4 separate regions of the Homo sapiens genome follow, and regions 1, 2 and 4 are each linked to region 3. Evidence: chromatin contacts called from ENCODE Hi-C or POLR2A ChIA-PET data. All regions are on one chromosome and are shown on one strand. Each heading gives the region's core, a stretch centred on a gene start or an enhancer-like site at or near the end of the contact. The rest is flanking DNA. Distances are from core to core; before and after follow the strand shown. Region 1 overlaps TNFAIP3 (TNF alpha induced protein 3). Region 2 holds the start of LINC02865 (long intergenic non-protein coding RNA 2865). Region 3 holds the start of PERP (p53 apoptosis effector related to PMP22). Region 4 has its middle 37 kb from the start of WAKMAR2.

Region 1 (2,790 bases), core at 104-2,603, 220 kb before region 3:
GTGAAGATATTTCTTCAGCTCTGGGGAAAATGCCACAGTGTTCTCCTGAGAGAACATCCTTGCTTTGAGTCAGGCTGTGGGCAAGTTCCTGACCACAGGGAGTAAATTGGCCTCTTTGATACACTTTTGCTTGCCTCCCCAGGAAAGAAGGAATTGCATCCAAGGTATACATACATATTCATCGATGTTTCGTGCTTCTCCTTATGAAACTCCAGCTATGTAATAAAAAACTATACTCTGTGTTCTGTTAATGCCTCTGAGTGTCCTACCTCCTTGGAGATGAGATAGGGAAGGAGCAGGGATGAGACTGGCAATGGTCACAGGGAAAGATGTGGCCTTTTGTGATGGTTTTATTTTCTGTTAACACTGTGTCCTGGGGGGGCTGGGAAGTCCCCTGCATCCCATGGTACCCTGGTATTGGGACAGCAAAAGCCAGTAACCATGAGTATGAGGAAATCTCTTTCTGTTGCTGGCTTACAGTTTCTCTGTGTGCTTTGTGGTTGCTGTCATATTTGCTCTAGAAGAAAAAAAAAAAAGGAGGGGAAATGCATTTTCCCCAGAGATAAAGGCTGCCATTTTGGGGGTCTGTACTTATGGCCTGAAAATATTTGTGATCCATAACTCTACACAGCCTTTACTCATACTATTAGGCACACTTTCCCCTTAGAGCCCCCTAAGTTTTTCCCAGACGAATCTTTATAATTTCTTTCCAAAGATACCAAATAAACTTCAGTGTTTTCATCTAATTCTCTTAAAGTTGATATCTTAATATTTTGTGTTGATCATTATTTCCATTCTTAATGTGAAAAAAAGTAATTATTTATACTTATTATAAAAAGTATTTGAAATTTGCACATTTAATTGTCCCTAATAGAAAGCCACCTATTCTTTGTTGGATTTCTTCAAGTTTTTCTAAATAAATGTAACTTTTCACAAGAGTCAACATTAAAAAATAAATTATTTAAGAACAGATTGTGATGTTTTCAATTGATGAATGCTGAAAGAAAAAGAAAGGCTTGGATATTAAGACTGTGCTTCCTAAGCAGCTTTATTTTGAGGTGCACCTGAGCAATGCACACATCTCTCATCCATGGTAGCAAGGCAGCTTTTCATAAATAATAACTGTATGAGGTCCAGGCCCAGTCCTCAAGCACAAGCCCCCGCTTGACAATGAAGACACTCTTCCTCTGATGGGAAGAGGAAAGGGATGCTAGGACCCTGTGGCCCTTTTAAGCTTCCTGCCCTAAACTTTTATAAAGTGAAGAAAGAGAAAACAAGAGGGAGGAGGAGGGAAAGACAGGAAAGAGAGAAGTAGGCAGGCAGGAAGGAAGACTGATGTAAGATCTCCTGGGTCAGACAAAGCAGAGGAGGCAGCGTGGCTGTGCTGGCTGCCAGAACCAGGAAATTAAAAAATAACACATTCCTCCATGCGCAAGCCTTCATCCCCACCTCCCATCCAGTACAAATGGACTCACAGACGACTGATTCAGCAGGACTGCGCAGCTCCCAGAATCTACTTTTTTAAGCTCCTCGGGTGATCTGGATGATCAGCCAGATTTTAGAATCACACTTTAAAAAATATATTTATAATTTTTTTTTAACTTTTTAAAAGTAGAAAACTTTAATAAGAAAGTGACAAGTACTATAAAGAGCCACTCTATAGCCATCCTCCAGTTTCAATAATTACCAACGTTCTGCCCAATTTGTTTCATCTATCACATCCTCTTTTTTGTTTTTCCTGGACTACTTGAAAGCAAATCCCAGATATTGTGTCTTCATACCCATAAATATTTCAGTGTGCACCTCTAATTGAATAGAATATGTCCTTTTAACATAACCACCATTATCAGAGCCAGCTAAATTATTTTATTCTTTAATATCCAAATTCCAAGTATGTATTCTAATTTCTCAGTTTATCCACCATACAAGACAAAGTCTTATTGCTTTCGTTTAGTAAGGATCTTTTCTTTTTTTTTTAATGTTTAGCAATATTTATTAGGACGTATACCTACCTTATGATCCAAAAATTCCAATCCTAGGTATACACTCAATGGTATACACTCTACTCCTAGCTATACACCCATAAAACAGAAATGCATGCATATGTTCACCAAAATATGGTACTAAAATGTTCATCTCAGCAGTATTCATAATAGCTCCAAACTACAAACGATCCAAATGTTCATTAACAGGAGAAAAGAGAAATATATTGTGGTATATTCATATAATGGATTATCATATAGCAGTAAGAGTGAATAGGCACCTGTAGTTCCAGCTACTCAGGAGGCTGAGGTGGGAGAACTGCTTAAGGCTACAGTGAGTTATAAGGCTCTATTTATTTATTTATTTATTTTTGAGACAGAGTCTTTTTTAAATTTTTTTTTATTATACTTTAAGTTCTGGGATACATGTGTAGAACGTTCAGGTTTGTTACATAGGTATACATGTGCCATAGTGGTTTGCTGCACCCATCAACCCATCATCTACATTAGGTATTTCTACTAATGCTGTGCCTCTCCTAGCCCCCCTACCCCGTGACAGGCCCCAGTGTGTGATGTTCCCTTCCCTGTGTCCATGTGTTCTCATTGTTCAACTCCCACTTATAAGTGAGAACATGCAGTGTCTGGTTTTCTGTTCCTGTGTTAGTTTGCTGAGAATGATGGTTTCCAGCTTCATCCATGGCTTTGCAAAGGACATGAACTCATCCTTTTTTATGGCTGCATAGTATTCCATGGTGTATATGTGCCACATTTTCTTTATCCAGTCTATCATTGATGGGCATTTGGTTGG
Region 2 (2,700 bases), core at 115-2,614, 160 kb before region 3:
CACAAAAAAATTACAAAAAATTAGCCAGGTGTGGTGGCATGTGCCTGTAGTCCCAGCTACTCAGGGGGCTGAGGCAGGAGAATCGCTTGAATCCAGTGGGGCGGAGGTTGCAGTGAACCGAGATCGCACCACTGCACTCCAGCCTGGGTGACAGAGCGAGACTCCGTCTCAAAAAAAAAAAGAATTCTTTGGATTTTAGAAAGACAGTTCAGCACAATGTACATACCCTACATCCCTTAACATTCCCAGTAGGGTCAGGGAGAGCTACTTCTAATCAAACACACTAATATTTCTGCAGCAAAGTGTATGAATGTCCACATTATGTGCAATAAATAAGGATCATTTATAGTGTGATGTCACTTCATGGATCAGATTTTGCCACCAAAATGAGCTATGAAAACCCAGCGGTTTTCAGTTTTCAGTACTCTTTAGATTTTAGGATTAAGGATAAAAGATTGTTCACTCTCCTTAATCTACAAGTGAGATTCTCAAGCTGTGTTTTGCAGAACTACTTAAGAGTGCCCCAGCCCAGAAGCACTGAATCAGATTCTTTGGGGTGTGGCCTGGGAATTGGAATTTTTGACAAACAACCCAGCTGATACTGATGCAGACGCTGGGGAAACACTTCAAGAAACACTGCCTAGGGCATAGTGCTATACGGCATGGGAAACAGATGGGAACCTCAGCTGGGCTATTTTCATCACATGCCTCTCCCCAAACCTCCCTTTGACATCACTTTGACCCTGCAGTCAAGTTTCACAGAATTTTTCTATGACATTTTGATGGAGGTGGGTGTCCAAAGACAGGAATATACAAAGATCAAAGGGACAGGAGAGAAAAACAAAACAGAAAAAGGCAGACAGAATTACTATTCTAAACTCAAGCTACAGTCTGGTCATCAGATTATGTCACATGTATTCATTCACTATACGGAGTATGCGTTATTGGTCAGACGCTGGTGCAGGTATTTGGACAATCACAAAATAATTCTAGACCAAGTAATTTTCCCTTTTGGTAATTCTTGTTTCTCTCTATACCACTTGTTGTTTTGGGTTTTGTTTTGTTTTTTAAGGAGTGGGCATCAGCCACTGAAGCACATTGAGTCCTTCCAGGCAGTAGCTCCACCTGCTGGAATAGAAGGAAACTAATCAGTGTCCCACTGTTTCATATAGATGAGCCTTCGCATGTACTAAATCACAATTCACTATTTGACCAGGTCACTTGTGCTAATGGAAGTTGTTTGTCAGCTATAGGTAAGCGGAGGAGAGAATTACCCACGTAACCCCATCAGAGAGCATTAGACTAATCTACATGGTTGAGAAGGCTTTAGTGTTAAATAGGTTAACACCCAGTGAAATTTCCCTAATATAGCCTGTGCTGGATGGAGATGCACTGACCTTCCTTGCAAGAGCCTTTCCCTGAAGTTGGGCTCCTGAGAGAAGTTCTGAACATGGCTATCCCTGCCTTTTCATCTTGTCAGCAGGTAATGAGCTAGGCATGGGAGCTCAGAATACCACCAAAAGCCCTTTAGGGGCTATCCAGACTTAGCATTGTGTCTGAAAGTTGCTTTGTTGACCATTTATTTACCCTCTCCTCTATCTCCTCTAGCCCTGTTCATTTTCTCTACAGCACCCATTTCCCCCTAAATTCACTCTGGTTTTACTCACAAAAGGTTATACTCATACCCCTCTTCATCTGGGCATCTGTTTCTCTAGGTTTCTTTTTACATGGGTTTGCATATGGAGATCTGGTTATCTCTGCGGAGGTTTCTGTGTTGATGTCTCTGTTTGGAGGTCTCTCGGTAGGTAGGTGTGTATCCCTGTGGGAGGGAGTAGAGGTGATAAGGTAGTGTTTATGTTTAGATATACCAGTGATCACATGTAGGAACATAACATGCTATTTTCAGCCTGGCTGGCTTCTATGGAAAATGGAGGATTTGGATAAGTGGAGGGGAGGAAAGAGGCTGAGAAGGAAGGAGGGAACATTTGTAGAGGTGGAAATGAGTGTGACCAATAAGGGATCTATGAAAAAAAAAAACAGACTAGAGAAGCCTCCTCCCCAGTGTCAACCCACAAGAGCAGAGACTTTGTTCTCTGGAGTCTCCTTGGAGGCTTGAAGGGGGCCTGACACACAGCAAGCACTCAATATGTGTTGGATGAACAAATGTTATCATTGCGATGGTTACTGTTACATAAAAGTGCATCCTACAGGCATCTAGAGCTTTGTAAGTTGTAGGGTGTTTAGGAATATTTGCGGTGTCAGAAGTAGGTTGGAGAAGGAGGGAGGAGTCAAAGCTGGCCTTGAAAGTCAGACTGTGGAGCTTGAGGTGGAAGGGACTGTTGCAGTAATTGAGGTTGCAGGGGGCAGCGCACTCTGTAGGACTCCTCACAAACGTTGCATCGGCAGTCACAGCTCAGTTCCTTACTAACTGGGTGCTGTGGGACAAGCTTCCCTTCTCACGTCCCTGGATTCTTCTCTTCCGCCTGTCTCAGAAACGTCTGGGCTCCACAGGGCTCAGAACGGAGGCACCTTCTCTTCTCTATGTATATTTTCTCCTGCAGGCCAATGGTTCTAAACACTGTGTATATGCAGATAATCCCATATTTTTACCTCTAGCCAGATTCCTCATCAAGATTCAAGTATTCAGCTGTCTAATTGACCTTTTGATTTGGATCATCTTTTTTTTACATGGCCAAAATA
Region 3 (2,700 bases), core at 40-2,539:
CAGGCAGGGTAGCTTGCTGTCTGTGTTTAAAACTATTAAACCCGGTAGGTAAAGCCCATTTGGCTTTAAGGTTTTATTAGGCTCTCACAGACCCCATCTCCACCCCCACACACATTGCTAATCACAGTAGACCCCAGCTGTGATTCCCATCCACCCCCAGGAAAGGAGAGGGGGCTTCCCACTGTGAAAGAAAATGCCTTCTCAGACAAGAACTATGCTCCAGTCCTGACTTTCAGCAAGGCAAGCAGGGAGCTTCCTCCATGCTGGGAAAATGGCATACAGTACTTCACCTGCTAGGTACATTAAATTTGTCAACTCTGCTTCACGTCGCGAGTGTAGGGAATGTGTTTGCTTTTTAGATTTCAAATCGGATTAAAATAATTAAGTTTTCTAAACAACAATGCCATGCTTAAACCAAAGGACACGCCCTAGAACAAGAGCTAACAAGAACTAGCCTGACCGGTAAAGTAGACTGAAATATCTATTGAAAACGTTAACTGCTAAAACTGCCTGAAAGGGCTTTTTTAAATGAGAAAGTTTTTTCAGCTATATCAAGTTGAACGAATCCACTGATATTAGGGAAGGCACGTTATTTCAATATTTATATTTTAATCATAAGAAGAAACGAGAAGGAAGAGAAATGGGAAGAAATTTCAGGTCTCCAAGAAACTTTGTTCATTATATTTACTCATCTAAACTTGCAATGCTTGAAATAATCTTTCGTACGTAACCGACAAAACCCAGGAAAAAAACTATACAGTTTGAACTACGGCCTTTTTTTTTTTTCTGTTTCTGAGCTTGGTGTTGGCCACCCAAAGCTACTGCTGCTGCATTTGGTTCAGGTCGGATGCATGAGCCCGAGCTCGTCCTAAACAGGCATTCTGAAAAGCACTGGCTCCCCCGACCCTGTGAGGGCCCATCACGCGCGGCGGCTTTTGCAGGCCGCGGCCCCGAGGGCTTCCTGGAGGCGGCGACGGCGGCGGCGGCGGGCACTCACCGTACTCCATGAGGCTCTGACAGCCCTCCTCGTAGGACCCGCTGCCGCCGCCCTCTTGGGAGCATTTCCACCACAGCGAGGACGTCTGGCCGTGGTCGCTAGACTGCAACCAGCCGCGGCCGGCCAGCGCGATGATGTCGAAGGCGATGGCGCTGAGTAGGAGCAGGGGCAGGATCCAGCGGCAGCGCTCGCAGGCCAGGCCGCAGCGGATCATGTTGACGGGCGGCGCGGGGCCGAGCGGAGCGGAGCGGAGCGGGTCGGAGGAGCGCGCGGGACGGGCGACAGCAGAGAGTGGCCTGCGAGCGCGGGCGCCGCCACAAAAGCGAAGAGGCCGCGGGGAGGCGGCTCCCGAGGACGCCGCTCCGGGCGGCCCCACCTAGATTCCGGTGACTCAGAGCGCGCCCGCCCCGACCTGCCCTGCCGGGCCGGGGCGGGCGGGGCCGCTGGTAAACAGGCTGGGTTCTGGTGACACCGGGCGGCGGCGGAAGGCGGCCCGAGGGTCCCGCGCGTCCCACAACCCTCCAGTCCCGCTCTCCTGGCCTCTCCAGGCGCGTGTTTTGTCTTCCTGGCGCACCAACATATACACTTGTTTATCTGCACAGCGCCAGCCTAATATCTGACCCCTGATGTCGCATCGTGGGGCGGTGGTCAGCAGTGCCATATCTGAGTTTTCAGCAGTGTGAGATGGGTGTTCTAATTGCACCTGTGGATAAAGGCTGCACTCCTTTGGACGCGTGCACCCAAACCCAGAAGCCCGTCCCTGACCCCTGCTGACACAGGTGATCCCTTCCTCCTAGGCTCCGCCTTTGCACCTTGGACCGTGGCTCCCCGGGTACTCTTATCTCTTTGCATGCTGTTCTTTCCTGCTGGGTTGCCAGATTTTGGAAAGCGGAGGCGATGCTGAATTTATCTGTGTATCCTTAGTGTCCGGCACCGTGTTTGGATCTCAAGGGGAGCTCAGTGAATTTGATGAATGAACATGTAATTTAACAAATGCTCGCTTCCTTTCGGAAAGGCTTCATCTGGCTTCCCCAGATAATTTCATGTCGCCTCTGCTGCAGTCCACTTCCTATCACGAATCTCTACCTATTTAAACTGCACTCTCTCTACTCTTCATTTACTATTTTGAGGTTTTTCCAAATAAAAATCATACGTCAGCATGCAACCTGCATTTAGGATCCCCCCTTCGGTGTCCTGGGCTAGCTCCCGTCGCAGTTCTGACTCCTAAGATGTGACAGGAAGGGTGGGGTGGCAGCCAGGTGTGCCGCTGAGGACAAAGGAGTTCTCAGTGTCAGGCACCTCGGTGGCCTTGGGAAAATCACTGAAACATCGTATGGGGGTCATGTCTTAACCCTGTACCTCCAAAGATTTCTTCTGAATCCCCTATTTTTTCTGTTAATTTAATATAAAAGTGGGAACTACTTAAAAATATTTTAAATTGTATTCCAATTTGATATTCTCAATAGAAACAGAATACTCTTTTGACTTATGCCATTTTCTGGCAATTCTTGAGGACGAATAAAAGCATGGAGAAAGTATCTGAAAATACATGAAATAATTTCCCTAGCCTTCATTTTACATAATTCAAGTTTTACATAAACCACGTCATATATTTTTATTACAGGAAAATATTTTCACTTTCAAAGAACACAAGAGGGTGTTCTGCCAAAAGTTAATTTTGTATCGTGGAAGCTGTGTGAAGA
Region 4 (2,812 bases), core at 100-2,599, 200 kb before region 3:
CTCCATAAAAGGCTTTGAAGTTATTAATATAATTAGCAAAAAATTCAGTACAGTATCTATTTTTAAACAGCGGTATTAAATTATAAGAACTATTTGTCCATTTACCCTAGTTCCTTGGAAGGCCGTGCGGAAGAATCAAATGCGCAAAGGTTAAAGCCCACAATTTTCTTCTTGAAGTAAATGGTAGCATTGTTAAGAAACGACCGAGGCCAATTTTCCTTTTTAACAGTGAGAACAACTTGTAACTAGAAGTCAGAATCTCTATTCAAGTATTTTACACAGTTCTTCTGTGAATTGCATATAGTGGATAGGATCATATTGATCTGTGATGTCAAAATCCAGTGCAGAGGCTTCACAGAGGAAGTAAAAGGAGATAAGATGACTACTCACCACTGCTCTGGGCACCAAGGCCCAACCTCTCCTCCTCAGAGGAGGGCAGTTGTCCAGGTACCTTTTAGCCCCAGCTCACATCTGAGGCTCATTATTCCTGGGTGAGAAAGCAGCTTTGGGGCACTTTCTAGAATGCTCTATCATGTGCTAGAGAATGATAATGGTGAATTCCACAGAGAGTTGTGCTTGGAGGATTCCTTCATTCTCAGCTGGGAGAGACAACCACCCCCGGTAGTTGGCTTTAAAATTTTTTTTTATCTATCTATCTATCATCTATCTATCTATCGATATTTTCACCATGTAGCCCAGGCTGGTCTTGAACTCCTGAGTTCAAGAAATTGGCCCGCCTCGGCCTCCCAAATTGTTGGCATGAGCCACCGCACCTGGCCCCAGGTAGTATTTTTACACTTGTATTGTCCAAGTTTTAGCATGAAGTGTTGCTTTTTCTCTGGTGGTCTGGAAGAGTTCACCCTGCCTGTTAGTGTGAATTTTACCTGCTAGAAGTGTGTCTCCAACAGACATCATCCTGAGAATGTCAGTGGGGGACTCAAAAACGAGGGGGCATCTCCTTGCCAATGGGGCATCTCATAGTCGTCAATGCCACTAGCGGTTAACAGGAGTACCTCTGGATGTGCATGCTGTTTTAGGTAGGCCTTTTCGGGTTTTGAAAACTCACAAAGCAAGTGAGGGGACTGGAAATTGAATTTATTCTTAGATCCTTGTCTCAGAAATGTAAGCACAGGGCAAGAAAGTCAGCACAGTGCCCTGGAGTCCTATCTGATCTCCGGGTTTTGGGGGCACCTTCCAGAAGGTACAGGTGCCACAAATACCCCTGCAAGACTCAGTGGAAAAACTCTCACCACTATTCTTATGCCCAAGGGGCCACGCTGTGAGTGTCTGCATCTCCTCAACCACACAGGTCTTCTCATTGCATGCCTAGATAAGGCAGTTACATTGAAACTATTGCATCACCTTGCTGCAGTCATGTATGATTAACTAGATATGCTGGAAAGAGAGAGGAAGGAGGCTGGTTACCGAGTTTAAGGAGTGTCATTTATGGTAAAACACATTTTTCCTATAATAAAATCAATCATAGGTGGTGGCAATTGCTACAACATGCTTTAGTATTGGTTTGATTTCTCCATTTCTAGATAGTGTTTCCCATTAGGTTGTTTTTTTTTTTTTTTTTTAATCAGCCTCAAAGAAACCTTAAAATAAAGTTGTGACTGAGGGCGGGTGAAGGGGACATGGAGTATGATAGTCACTTTTGTTCCAGTGTTAATTTTCAAAAACTCCGGATGTCTAATATTGAAAGCCAGTCCAGAGCGCTCAGTGTTAAAGAACTCGCTCCCTACCCGCCCCCCCGCCACCCCAACTGCGGGGCTGAATCACACGAGGAAGGAAAGTCTGGCTCACTGCTTTATTAATTCACTACTGTGATTTCTTTCTCTGTTACTAAAGGGGACTGGGCGGGGGGTGGTAAATTGAGTGGGCAGCCAGGAAATGTGATATTTTTCTTGGTTCCTTGTGATTGGAGGAAATTCTGTCTTCTCCTTTTGGTTCAAAAGTTTTAGCAACATAACCTTTGGTTTTGTTTTGTTTTTCTGTGAAGTAATTTGACTTTTCAGTGGAAGCTACCCCAAGCCCACCTCTCTGGGGTTGTAAAACCCGCTCGCTTTGATACAATTTCATTAAATGAAGTCATCCAGATGGTGAGCCCATATAAAACCCTGACCTTCAAAGGTCTCTGCCTGTCTCTAGGTCCTTGGGTAATTTGAAGTGTCACTTCTTGGCCATGTCTGCTCAGACCTGTCACCTTAAATCTCCTCTTTGAACTTTATCTTACTTTTCTCCTTAATCTTCTTTTGATGGGAGGTGAACATTAATAGGAATGATCTTCAATGCCGGTTCTCTGAAGACCCGTAGTAATTGTTAGTAATCAAGCCTGATGTGATGGACAAAATACACATTATGTGTAAATGTCCCATGCAAAATGTGAGAAAGTTTAGATGATGTACAGCAGTTATTTTTAGTCCTTCGAATAAAACATACTCCTCACATACATACTCCTCACATTCGAGAGCAATATTATAAATAATGCAGCATTCATTTAATATAACCTCAGTATGTTTCATTTCAAAAGACCAACTGTAATTTCTATTTCTGTTTATTTTTAAAGAACTCTTCACTACTGTAATATTATATTTTAATAATAATAACAATGACCTGTATATATTACATACTTAATATATGACAGTCCATAAGCTAGGGTTTATAAAAATATATATGATCAAATTTCATCCTAACAATACATTATGTGTTAAGTATTATCCCCATTTGACAAACAAGAAAACTGGGTCTCAGAAATGTGCACAGTCATGTTTAAAAATCCTAACTCTCTATCTCAAAAACCCATCCTATG

Evidence for each region. Hi-C counts contacts between places; a loop is a spot of excess contacts on that map. ChIA-PET counts read pairs that join two places held with the same protein, here RNA polymerase II (POLR2A). Pooled maps may share reads with other maps.
Region 1: a map of CD4-positive, alpha-beta T cell shows a loop between it and region 3 (6-fold over the local background). The contact joins the enhancer-like site here to the promoter of PERP in region 3. A Hi-C loop is called at or near these places in 10 of 168 maps with a recorded cell type or tissue (CD4-positive, alpha-beta T cell, CD4-positive, alpha-beta memory T cell, GM12878 and 6 more), 7 of 37 single-sample maps with no recorded cell type and 9 of 50 pooled maps. POLR2A ChIA-PET finds 5 or more read pairs at or near these places in 2 of 52 experiments (MCF 10A and T-cell).
Region 2: a loop to region 3 is called in a pooled map, with 6 times the contacts of the local background. The contact joins the promoter of LINC02865 here to the promoter of PERP in region 3. A Hi-C loop is called at or near these places in 15 of 37 single-sample maps with no recorded cell type and 14 of 50 pooled maps.
Region 4: a map of naive thymus-derived CD4-positive, alpha-beta T cell shows a loop between it and region 3 (4-fold over the local background). The contact joins the enhancer-like site here to the promoter of PERP in region 3. A Hi-C loop is called at or near these places in 1 of 168 maps with a recorded cell type or tissue (naive thymus-derived CD4-positive, alpha-beta T cell) and 6 of 50 pooled maps. POLR2A ChIA-PET finds 5 or more read pairs at or near these places in 1 of 52 experiments (T-cell).

What each region holds. Positions count from the first base shown.
Region 1 is chr6:137,882,343-137,885,132 of GRCh38, forward strand. TNFAIP3 (TNF alpha induced protein 3) reads left to right here. Exons shown (of 9, transcript NM_001270508.2): 9 at 1-970. Among named protein-coding and RNA genes, the nearest start is that of WAKMAR2, 16 kb to the left of the region's middle. Within about 2 kb of position 1,354, at least 10 of the 41 ENCODE cell types and tissues checked have a DNase peak (open chromatin) inside an H3K27ac peak, as active enhancers do; they include CD4-positive, alpha-beta T cell, endothelial cell of umbilical vein and sigmoid colon, where a contact is called at or near this core.
Region 2 is chr6:137,943,984-137,946,683 of GRCh38, forward strand. It overlaps LINC02865 (long intergenic non-protein coding RNA 2865), which reads left to right and starts at 1,365. Exons shown (of 2, transcript NR_174953.1): 1 at 1,365-1,483. It overlaps SIMALR (suppressor of inflammatory macrophage apoptosis lncRNA), which reads right to left and starts at 1,817. Exons shown (of 2, transcript NR_149097.1): 1 at 1,686-1,817.
Region 3 is chr6:138,106,130-138,108,829 of GRCh38, forward strand. PERP (p53 apoptosis effector related to PMP22) reads right to left here and starts at 1,290. Exons shown (of 3, transcript NM_022121.5): 1 at 998-1,290. The coding sequence starts at 1,211. RefSeq lists a silencer at 1,419-1,468.
Region 4 is chr6:137,903,347-137,906,158 of GRCh38, forward strand. No RefSeq gene overlaps it. Among named protein-coding and RNA genes, the nearest start is that of WAKMAR2, 37 kb to the left of the region's middle. RefSeq lists enhancers at 1,764-1,813, 1,994-2,083. Within about 2 kb of position 1,350, at least 4 of the 41 ENCODE cell types and tissues checked have a DNase peak (open chromatin) inside an H3K27ac peak, as active enhancers do.